Regions from separate parts of the Homo sapiens genome. Here region 1 is linked to region 2. A link is a loop called in an ENCODE intact Hi-C map of the cell type or tissue named here. Cell type or tissue: IMR-90. All regions are shown on one strand. Each heading gives the region's core, and the rest is flanking DNA. Links, peaks and the distances in the headings are about the cores only.

The links. Peaks named below come from ENCODE experiments on the same cell type or tissue, not always from the same donor. Only the 100,000 strongest peaks of a DNase experiment are listed, where the experiment ranks them.
Region 1: a loop joins it to region 2, with 3 times the contacts of the local background. A loop is called at or near these places in 10 of 110 quality-filtered maps.

Annotation. Positions count from the first base shown.
Region 1 is chr5:35,088,630-35,091,129 of GRCh38, forward strand. It overlaps PRLR (prolactin receptor), which reads right to left. Exons shown (of 10, transcript NM_000949.7): 3 at 922-1,034. The coding sequence starts at 991. Among named protein-coding and RNA genes, the nearest start is that of AGXT2, 42 kb to the left of the region's middle. RefSeq lists an enhancer at 843-1,344. In IMR-90, for the core only: a CTCF peak has its summit at 1,245; a DNase peak (open chromatin) is centred at 1,242.
Region 2 is chr5:35,777,312-35,786,423 of GRCh38, forward strand. SPEF2 (sperm flagellar 2) reads left to right here. Exons shown (of 37, transcript NM_024867.4): 30 at 1,806-2,035. Among named protein-coding and RNA genes, the nearest start is that of IL7R, 75 kb to the right of the region's middle. In IMR-90, for the core only: no CTCF peak of the experiment used is centred there; a DNase peak (open chromatin) is centred at 4,080; H3K27ac peaks cover 1,005 bases.

The DNA of each region.
Region 1 (2,500 bases), core at 1-2,500, 690 kb before region 2:
CCTTCATCTGCATTAGAGGAACAAGTTAACATTAATGGACTTTCTCAATGCACAGAAACACGGAGAAAACCACACAGGAACCACATATACAGGTATGTAGATGCCCACACAGAGCCCGCATCAAAAGTACACACACCACACACACACACAAAAATATACACAGGTGCATACTCATGGAAGTACATACTTGTATGCACACAGGTACCTGCAGAGAAGTGTGCACATACGGATATACACAGAACACACACAGACATACATAAAAGTATATACATACAGGTTCAGACAGAGAGACATTTGAAATCAGGTCCATATAGAAAAGTTAATATATACACAGGTACATATAGAAGTCTGCACACCCAGAAATGCACATGGGTTGACATACAGAAGTGTATAGTCACAGGCACCCACCCTCTCATTTAGCTGTGGACTTCATTTCTCCTGTTAGCACAGATAATAGAGTCGGCTGTACCTGCTTCCCGCCATGTAACAGCAACCTCTTATATCCCATTATGGTTTTTTAAAGAGTTTTCATATACATTATTTCATCTGCAGTAGAGGAAACATCACTGTCCTCACTTTGAGAATTTGGAAACCCAGAGAGTTAGGTAATTGGCTCTAGGTCACACAGCTAGAAACTGGCAGGACCTGGATTAGAACTCAGGTCCTGTCTTCTTCAGAGCTGTTTCATTACACTCCTGAAATGAGGACAAAAGGCAGAGAGCACAGTGACAAGATTTTGCATTAATTGCATTAATTTTTCTGCATTAACTTTAATGCAAAATATTGCAAATAATTTAACAGCAGCACATAACACAGCATTTTCATTTTTCATAATGGCATTGCAAGAAGACTGCATGGACTCTCCACCCTGTTGACAAACACCCCAGGCAATGAAAGAGAGCGTGATAGCCTCTTACTTACCATTCAGAAGGCAGGTGTTGAGAAAAAGTAGCAGAGTGAAAACGGTTGCAGATGCCACATTTTCCTTCATGTTGGCTGCCTTCTCTTGCTGCAGGAAATGTATCAGAAGTTCACTGGAAGAGAAGGTAGCAGGTAACTTTTGTGAAATGGCAGTCTGGTCAGGCACATCCACCACTTTATTCTGGGTATTTGCAACTGATTGTTGCTCCTTGCTTAATGTGAATGACAAAATAGGAGGAAAGGAATGTAGGAAAATGTAACAGGGTTGGATGGCTTGGCACAGAAACATCAATTCACACACGCTGGGAAAATTTCCACCACCAGAGGTCCTCAGATGACAAGGTAGAGAGTTCAAGGGGCAGCAAGGCAGTCAGTTCCTTTGCACACACCCCAGAGAAAAATTGTTCTCTTTCCACCCCATAGCCACCTAACAATATATCATCCATCTTATGTAACATAGATTGTATGTCCTATGGGAGAATCCTACGAGGGCTCTTGCTCTGGTCCATCAGCCAAAAATTGTCCAGGCTGAAAAGTCAGTACCCTCAGTACAATCTCAACATAACCATGCTGATTCCACCAAATTAGGGAGGCTTTGAAGGTTCAAGCTGAGAAGGTTCTGGAAGTCTTCTGGGTTATATGCATTACCGCAAAGCGAACCACACAATGCACTCTAGTGAACCTCCACGTGGTTTCTTTCTCCTGTTTGGAAAGCCCCATAAACAAAAGGTAATAAATTCTGGTAATAATTTAAATTCCTTGGGTTCAGAGTATTAAGTAAATTCTGAACCTGCAGGGGTTGGGAGTTTGGAATAATTTATTATTAATACTAATATTATTACCCTTGGAACAACGTTCAAAGCCTCTAAATGGCCTTGTAAGAAAAAAGGATTTTTAAAGACATTTGGAAAAAAAGGCTCATTAGTCTTGTTGGACTTCAAACAACTGAGAAAACAATAGATTTAATGAACTAAGTGTAAATTCTTAGAAATGCACGGCCTAAATTTCTCTTTAAATTTTTATTGTTTCATTTTGTTGTTGTTGTTGTTGTTGTTGTTTTAATCAAGGGAAGAACATTCAGGATCAAAGCTGCCGATCTTGGGACATTTGAAACGTCTGAGTGTGTTTGATGAGCCCCTGAAAGACCAGCTTTTGCTACTGCTCCTTGTGGGACGTACTCAGACATGGAGAAACGATAGCAACAGTAGAGGTTTGGGCACCCAGGTACCATCAATTAGCTCTTTTTTTTTTTTTTTTTTTTTTTTTTTTTTTTTTTTTGAGACAGAGTCTCGCTCTTTCGCCCAGGCTGGAGTGCAGTGGCGCGATCTGGGCTCACTGCAAGCTCCGCTTACTGGATTCACGCCATTCTCCTGCCTCGGCCTCCCGAGTAGCTGGGACTACAGGAGCCCCCCACGATGCCCGGCTAATTTTTTTTGTATTTTTAGTAGAGACGGGGTTTCACCGTGTTAGCCAGGATGGTCTCGCTCTCCTGAACTCGTGATCCACCTGCCTCGGCCTCCCAAAGTGTTGGGATTACAGGCGTGAGCCACCGTGCCCGGCCAAGTAGCTCTTTCATAAT
Region 2 (9,112 bases), core at 2,969-5,468:
AAAACAAACAAAGAAACATTAAACAGAATAAAAAATACAAACACAAGCATAAGTAAGCTTACTGCAGTAATGCTTAAAATCATTTTGCTACTGGATAACCAAGTCAGTTACTCATCAGCATCACACAGTAATAATATTCATTTCTGTTCTCTGCCTGCTATTTTGAAATGAAAGTCTATCTTCTTCATTTTTGGGACTCATGGCTCCCATCCATGTGGCCATCCAGTGTAAATGCATATTTTAGCAGATGTATTCATATTTCTCAGATTTATATTGTATATGTCTGCCCTGTGAATCTACAGATGCTGTCATGAACTGTGGCCACAAGAAGTTAAAACCTAGAAATGTGATACAAATAAATAAATAAATAAATAAATAAATAAATAAATAAATAAATAAATAGCTGGCAGATCCCTTTGACCTTCAAATCCTGTTCTTATTTTCCTGGCACTTTTTTCCTTCCGTTGTTAAGATTACTCTTAGTAACCTTCCACTAGGTGGCGCGCATCTGTTTTAGTATCCTGATGCCCAGTAAAGGTATTATTCTACTAGTCATGTTTTACAGAGTATCGTGCCGGGCTATGGTTGGGTCTCAATCCACATTTGGAGTCCCTCCTCACTCACGTAAACTCAGCAGCTATCCAGTGACCTCCTCTGTCCCCGAGCACGCAACCACCCTAAAAGCATAAACTAATTGGCTAACACGTATTACATGGACACTTACAAAGACAACATTCTGGAGTTGAATTCTAGAGTATCTTTTGAAAGACAGCAACTAATGCTACTTTTTAAATTTTCAGTTATATGTTCAGTATGTGGTATATTTGGTGCCTATGAATTATATAAAATGAGATCAAATATGCATTTTTCTGTGTTGCTCACTTTCATTGTAATATATAAACAAGATCCTTTCTTCAATACAGCGATAATGCACTTATTCATGTATAAAACTTCTCTAGCCTTTAAAATAATTTTTAAAAGGTCATTAACTATACCCCCAGTACAGTTTAAATCTTTGCCGTATATGAGTTCACATTAATAACCATAAGATAGGGAGTGTTGCGTTGTTGATTCCATTGCAAAGACAAGGAAATTCAGAGAGCCCAGGATCTCTGGCTAGAGAGTGTCCTAGGATGAGAACTCAGATTCCAGCACTCTTTCTACCGCATCATAGTGGTTCCCAGCTGTTGCTGCTTTACCATGTTATCTAGCTAGGAATTGTTATTCTTCATGAAGATAGCAAAGCAATTTCAATGGATTATATACAACAGAGGCTATTCTGACATCTTTGTTTTAGATAACATCAAACTTCTTTGACAGAAATAGAGAAAAGCCACTCTTCTAGAAATACATTATTGAACTTGATTCACTTTATAATTCATCCTAATTCCAAATAAATGTAATTCTAATAGTCATGTTTTACAGAGTATTATGCCATATAACCTTATTCTGGTTCATACTTAGTATGAAATATAACCCTTGATATAGTCTTGCTTACATAGTAAAATATATTCTAATACTAATAAAAACTATATTTAATAGGTTCTCTTTAAGTTCAGTTTTGTGTAAAATGTGTAACTAGTAGCTGTTTAATAAGCATGCATTTTCTATTTAATCTGCATTTATTTATACCCTGCCTTTTTACAAAATAGATTTGGGGACAAATTGAAATTTATAAGCATGCAGATGGAGTTGTCTAAGAGCTATATAATCTGTTTACTTTTGTGTATATGTCTTATAAGCAAACTTTATTAATCTAATAGTATCTTTCATGGGGTTAACGCTATCCATTTTACCACTTTCAGTACAGAAAAATTAACTGACGTAGCTCGCTATCACATTGAAACATCTACAAAAATTCAGAATGAACTTTATTTAAGCCAAGAAGACTTCTTCATTAATGGCAATATAAAAGTCTTCCCAGATCCTCCCCCATCAATACGTCCTCCACCTGTAGAAAAGGAAGAAGATGGTACCCTGACCATTGAACAGCTTGACAGTCTTCGAGATCAGTTCTTAGATATGGCACCTAAAGGTAGGAAAAATAATTATCATGAAAAGAGCACAAAAAAAGGTTAAGATTAACCAGGACAGAAATCACTTGCCAACAAGTAAAATCAGCTCTATGGGATCATGTGGCACTAAAACATGCCCTTGCTTTGTTCTAGTTTATTAAATATTTGTTTCATACAACATAGACCCTAATTAAACAAGCAGGACCCACTGTGAATAATGCTTGAGCAGTGTGGTGGTCCTCATTCCTGGTAATTCCTCTCTCCTGTCCTCCCCGACCCTTGCTGACAAGTTTGTATATTTGAGTATTACTCCACCTGGCAGCTTACAGAAAGACTTTGTGCATACTTCTAGTTTAGATTTTATATTGAGATTATGAGTTTGTGTTTCTGTGAGGGGAGACCAGGCAGTAGAAGATTTCCCTTTTATGTTGGCCTTTTCCCTCAGTGCTTGTAGACCATAAGCAGAATCAAATAAGCTGTTAGAAAATGTTTGCTTAATTAATTAGTCGGTTTGTTCATATGTATGTGTAAATGTTTTCTGCACACAACAATTTTATCTCTTTCACATTTTATCAGCATGGACCTACAGCATCTGCACAGGCTTTTTTTATTCAGCCTTTTCCTACTTCCAGATATTCTTCAATGAGTTCTGTCGATTGATAGCACAAGTAATTCAGACAGATCACATAGGATTATCATCTCCACTTTAAAGGTCTAGATACTGACTCACAGAGGAGTTTAGCAGATTTTTTGCCTATGGTCATATATCATTCAGAACTCTGCAGATCCAAAGTTCTTGCCCCTTCTCACTGAACTAAGTTGCCTCTCATAAGCAGATTTCTTTTACTTTTCAACATATACTACTTATTGGGAAATTATTACTTTTCCCTGTAGCATAGTCAACTGACTTTAGTATTAATACAATGTTACTTTTTAAAAAAGTCCAGTATTTCCAGAAATTCACATCATATATCATTAGTAAAAAGAGCATTACTCTAAGTCCGAAAGCTTCCTTGCCAAGCCCAATAGGTGAAATTGGTGTATGTGTGTGTGCCTGGGTGAACCTTGCGCTTTGATGTGTCAGCTCATCAAATCAGCTAGAGCAGGCTTTACAGCTCCAAGGTATAAAAGCCCACACTTCAGCTGTGGAGGGACGGAGGTGCCATTTGGCAGCATTTGGGCACGAAGGAAACATGGCCATCAGCAGGTACAAAAAATCTCGACTTTACAAATCAGTCCATGAAATTCCTTCAGTCCTTTAGTCAGACAGAGTGCACCCTCTTCTACATGGTGCGAGCTCCACAATGCCCTGTTATTATGTACTTCCCTCTTCAGAGTTGCTTTTTCTCTTCATTTTATCCAGGCCATTATTTTACACATAAAATAAAAAGATAAGTGTAAGTGGATTCTAAACATGACATGTGGTTTGCTTTAATCCTACACTCTGGTGACTGGGAGGAAATCACTCAATTAATAGGTAAAAACTAAAGGCATCTGGGGACACTTGAATAGGTAGAAGTGGATTTTGAAAATTATCATCCACTTACAATATATCTTTCAGCAGGGACCCTAGTATCCATGATGCTAATCATAATACTTTCTTGGATCCAACCTCAAATCCAGAGCTCATATTTCCACTAAAAATTTAAAAATAAATTTTAAAAAATAGCAGCTATAACTTGACATGTGTCTCAGAAGATTAACTCTAGAAACCCTTGGGACACAAAGATGTCAACAGATAAATGTTTTCAGACTATGGGAGAAATAAGAAGGGAGGGAGAGGAAGTAAAGGAAGGGAGGGAGGGAGAAACGGAGTTGTTTTTTTTTTAATTTTTATTTTTTTAAAAGCAGAGTAAAAGGAAACCATTTGCCCTAGGAGCTGAGAGTTTAATTTGAAAAGGCAAGCAAAGAGGAAGGAAATATGAACAACTATTTGAGTTCTTTCTGGGACACAGTATGAATGTTATTCAAGTGCTCAAGAATGCAAAGCATCAGTGTGCCCTGAAATTGGTCAGGGAAAAGTCTGTGGAGCAAAACTTTGGAGGGAGAAATTGAAGAGGGTAAAGAGATTTTGTGGCAAGGCTACAGAGAATGTTTACAGTTAGGGGAACAGCTGCTGGAAACTCTGTAGACAAGAAGCGTGAGGATAGGAGCATGATGTTTGGGAAATGTTTAGGAGACTGCTCTGCTTTTCTTTCTCCAACTGCATGAACTCCAGGCGAGTAGAAGAGGAGGCTTTCTCTGTGTGAGGAACCACCTCCTCCCACCCAAGCTGGAGAATTAACCCATATGCAAGAATAACAGTTGTAATTACCACAGAATTTACAAGGCTATACAATACGGTAGGATTTGGGGATTGTGATGATTCAAAGTGAGTTATGTATGGTCTATGGGCAAACAGTTTAAACTCTTTTCTCTATTAGCTCAATTATACCATTTGAAAAAATATATATTGCATATATTGCTTTTTAGGTATATCTAAAATAATTAATAAGTGTTGGGAATTTGATTGACAGGAGTAACGTTCATTGTTATTATTCTTGCTATTCTTATAGAGGGCAGGGAAAAGTATTACTCCATTTTTCTGCATCCCAGAGTCACAGAATTGGAGGTTCTCTACTGATACTCTTGAAATCAGGCTCCAAACATTGACAATGGCCCTGCCTGAGGAAACCCATTAACTGCCACTCACCCCTTTTCCCCATCTCTTCTGGCCCCACAAAGTATACTCTGGCTTTTTTGTTTTTCTACCCCGGTTTGGCAATTGTTCACTTAAGAAACATGACACACACCCATCCGTCTTTTAAATGAAGGCTTTTGTTGTATTTCTTCCAAGAAATGGAAAACAATCCTTTATGATACCTTCCACTGTATTTACCCTAGAACTCTATAATTTCAAAACACAATCTTAGTGAGTGATAGCAGGTTTGAAAGTGTGGAGGAGCTGGCTGAACATGTGTGTTTCAAATGTGTGATCCTGCAGAACTTCCTGCTCAAACTTGCTATTATTTCTATGCCAAGAAATAAAAACATTTTCCTATATTATTTCATATATGCCCATGCAATCCATAATATCTAAGATGCAACTTTCAAGTTCACTAAAATATATTAAAACAGATGGATTTTTTTGGGAGGGAAGCATACATATTTATTTGCATATAACAGCCATTATGTTACTAGGCCCATGGTAGGATTTTTTAGCAGATTTATAAAAAGCACTGATGTTACTAAATTACACTTTGCATGTTTTAATCATGCCACACAAATACAAGTATTGGATTATTATTTAATCTTTGATTAGAACAATGACTGAATGCTTTAAATACTTGCAACTAGATAGTATCAAGATGTAAATGGAAAGAACTAAAGCTTAAGGGGTTTTCTGCTAAGTATTGGTTAATCCCTTTGAAAACAAAAGTCTCCATTAAAATAGCCCTTACTAAAGATAACATAAAATTGAAAAGCATCATATATTGTAACATATTCAACACTCCTTTTCTGGTCAAATTCTGCCACTTATGATGATTCTACCTCTCTTTTGGTAAAGGTAATGATTAGACATAAAATATTATTTATTGATTATTATTAACACAAATATACCAGAAAAAATAATGACCTTATACATGATAATCAAATTAGATCATGCAAAATGCAATGAAACAGTTGATTACACTTGCATTTTTCCTGCCACTTAACAAAGATCCATACTTTAGAAGCATAAGAACAGTATGAGTAAAAGAAAGCAAACCATTCTTTCCATCACCTATCCTAGGAATCATTCCTATGAGCGTACTACCGGCAGAGTTAGATCTAGTGAATATTTTCTGAATTATAACAATAGCCAATTTGGCATGGTCACTATGTGTCAGACCCTTTGCTAACATTTTCATATGTGAATTCACTTATTATCCACCTCAGTCTATGATGGGATGGCTAGAGTCAAACAGTTCTTTCTCAAGTTCACCTCTTGTCAAAAGACTGTCATATGATCTTGGACAAGTTATTAAATTTCTCTCTGCCTCAGTTACCACATCTGTAAAATGAGAATAATAATGATACTTATTCCATGTATTGAAATAAGGTTGTTATGAAGATTAAAGTAATTAATATATGTAAAGTGCTTAGAAAGAGTATAGCACATAGAATGTGCAATTTAAGTGTAATCATATAAGCCATTGTGACTTGATTATATAATTATAGTAATGTCATATTAGTATATAATATACAATATTGATACAAAGTATTCTATTATCCAAAATGTTAGCTTGGTTTCTTGAAGATGGAAATACCCTAGTAGGCATTTGCAATATTACCCCTGAGTGCTTCCAAAAAAATGTACACCACCTGGTAGAATTAAATCATAAAGTAATGTGGTTTCCTAGGGAGTACAAGCATTCCAAACAAAAGCATTCATTTTGTGTGCTCCAGTAAGTTCTGGGTAGGTACATCTTGTCTCCAAACATCAAGTGCCAAATACATAAGGAAGACAGCCTTTTTCTGATGGAAGCAATTTGGATTCTGTTGAAACTAGAATACTTAGCAATGTTCCTCTGTCTGCACTTAAGCCATAAGAACTCTTTTTCCTTGTAAGCCCATCGGTACTCAATGAAATGCCTGCAGAGATTTGGTGCATAGCTATTTTCGCTTCTGCTGAGAACCTACCTGAAGAGAACATAGTTTAGCAAATTCTACACCCTCTCTTTTTCTTCAAAAGATGCAGCATTTATTTATTCAAGGCCTGTAACATTGCTCTAAGAAGCTGACAAGGACCCCTTCTTTGAACCCCTTTTGGAGACCGATAGATTTTTTTTTTTTTTTTGAGATGGGGTCTTGCTCTGTCGCCCAGGCTGGAGTGCAGTGGCACGATCTTTGCTCACTGCAAGCTCTACCTCCCGGGTTCACGCCATTCTCCTGCCTCAGCCTCCGGAGTAGCTGGGACTACAGGCAAACGCCACCACACCCGGCTAATTTTTTTGTATTTTTAGTAGAGACAAGGTTTCGCCATGTTAGCCAGGATGGCCTCCATCTCCTGACCTCGCGATCCGCCCGCCTCAGCCTCCCAAAGTGCTGGGATTACAGGCATGAGCCACCGCGCCCGGGCGAGATGGATGGATTTAATGACTGGCCTCAGAGACAGAGGGTACACATTCAGAACTTTAGGCTGTAGTGGTTAAGCTAGATCATTCAGCAGCATGATTTTTACAGGAGTTCAAAGGCAGAACTAGCTATTGCTGCCTATGTGAGTCAGCATGAGGGTTAGCCCAGAGGCTTTTGAAACTGAACTTTCCAGGAAGAAAAGCAGGGGAAGGGTATTCCAGGCAAAGGGATGAGCAGCTGTGGAGATTTTGAGGTTGCATGACATATTGAGGGAACTGTGAACAAACAAGAGGCAGGAGGTGGGACCACAGAGAGCTTGTGGTCAGGTTGTGAAGTCTCCAGTGGCTTGCAAAGAACATGCAGGAGAGGATTTTCAAAGGCATTTAGAGCCAAGTGTCATGGAGAATGGATTGGAGCAGGGAAGAGGCTATATGTGTGAGAGAGTGGCAGGCACTGTCAGTCTCTCTGCAAAGCCTCAGAGAACCCAGAGGCAGGAATAAGGGCACCTGAGTGGTTGGTTGCCTGAAAGGAGTAACTAGAAAGTTCTATGGATTTTTCCAGGCTTAGTGCCTCTGAGAAAATTATAAAAATACAATATTATGTATTTGCAGGTAAGTATTTTGATCTGAAAATTGTCTAAGTTAGTCTGACATTTACCCAAATCAAGAAGTACAGAAAGATTTCTTAGAGAAGGGAATGATATAGAAGAATAGGTGTTATTGACAGAATTATCACAGCAAGTGGCAAAATATAGGGATTACAGCAAAGAGGACTATGGCCCCCACCTGCCTTTGCTTCCTTCAATGGGTGAATTCTTTCCACCAGATCAGATTCAGATCACAGAAATGCAGTAGTGGATCTAGAAGGCTTTAGATCTGTTAAAACTGTTTATGAGTAGAGTTTCAAATGTGTCTTCAGAATGAAACACACAGGTATTTTCCTGAAGCCAGACAACTTACGTTAGACAAATGAAAGTATATACTCAGAATTCAAGGTAATATCTTTAGGAAAATCTGTCCATAGAACTAAAATTCTGTTTTGAAACTAGCAAAATCAATATTGGAAATTAAATTTTTTTAATTTTAATTTTAATTTTAAATTTACTTTTTAATTTAAATTTAAATTTTTATAATTTTTTTAAGATGGGGTCTCACTCTGTAGCTCAGGGTAGAGTGCAGTGGCACAATCATGGCTCACTACAGCCTCAGCACAACCCCCCCCCACCTCAGCCTTCCAAGTAGCTGAGACTACAGGTGCCTGCAAGCATGCCCAGCTAATTTGTTTTTTTAATTTTCTTCTCTTTTCTTTTTTTTTTTTGTAGAAATGAGGTTTCACTGTGTTGCCTATTCTGTCTTGAACTCCTAGGCTCGTGATCCTCCCACCTCGGCCTCCCAAAGTGCTGAGAGTACAGCCATGAGCTACCATGCTCCCTCAATGTGTCATGCAATTTCAAAATCTGCGCAGCTGCTCCATTTTCCCCTTTGCCTGGAATACCCTTCCCCTGCTTTTCTTCCTGGAAAGTTCAGTTTCAAAAGCCTCTGGGCTAACCCTCACGCTGACTCACATAGGCAACAGTAGCTACTTCTGCCTTTGAACTCCTGTAAAAACCATGCTGCTGAATGATCTAGCTTAACCACTACAGCCCAGAGTTCTGAATGTGTACCCTCTGTCTCTGAGACAGAGACAAAAAGAGACTTTAACAAAAAGAGACTTTATTTTTTCATTTCTTTATTCATTTATTCACCAGCATTATGTGAGCAGCCCCCAGGTGTAGTGCAACTGGCCTAATACGGAAGATTGACAAGTAGCCCAATGCTTGAGTAAGAAAATGCAGGCAGTAGCTGTCAACTACAAGGAGACTAATTTTAAATGAAATACAGTAACATTTAGAATCGCAAAAATGGGTTCTATTTTAACCAGAGCCGCAAAAAGACTGATTAAAAAGCGAAGGAGAGGCTGGGCGTGGTGGCTCACGCCAGTAATCCCAGCACTTTGGGAAG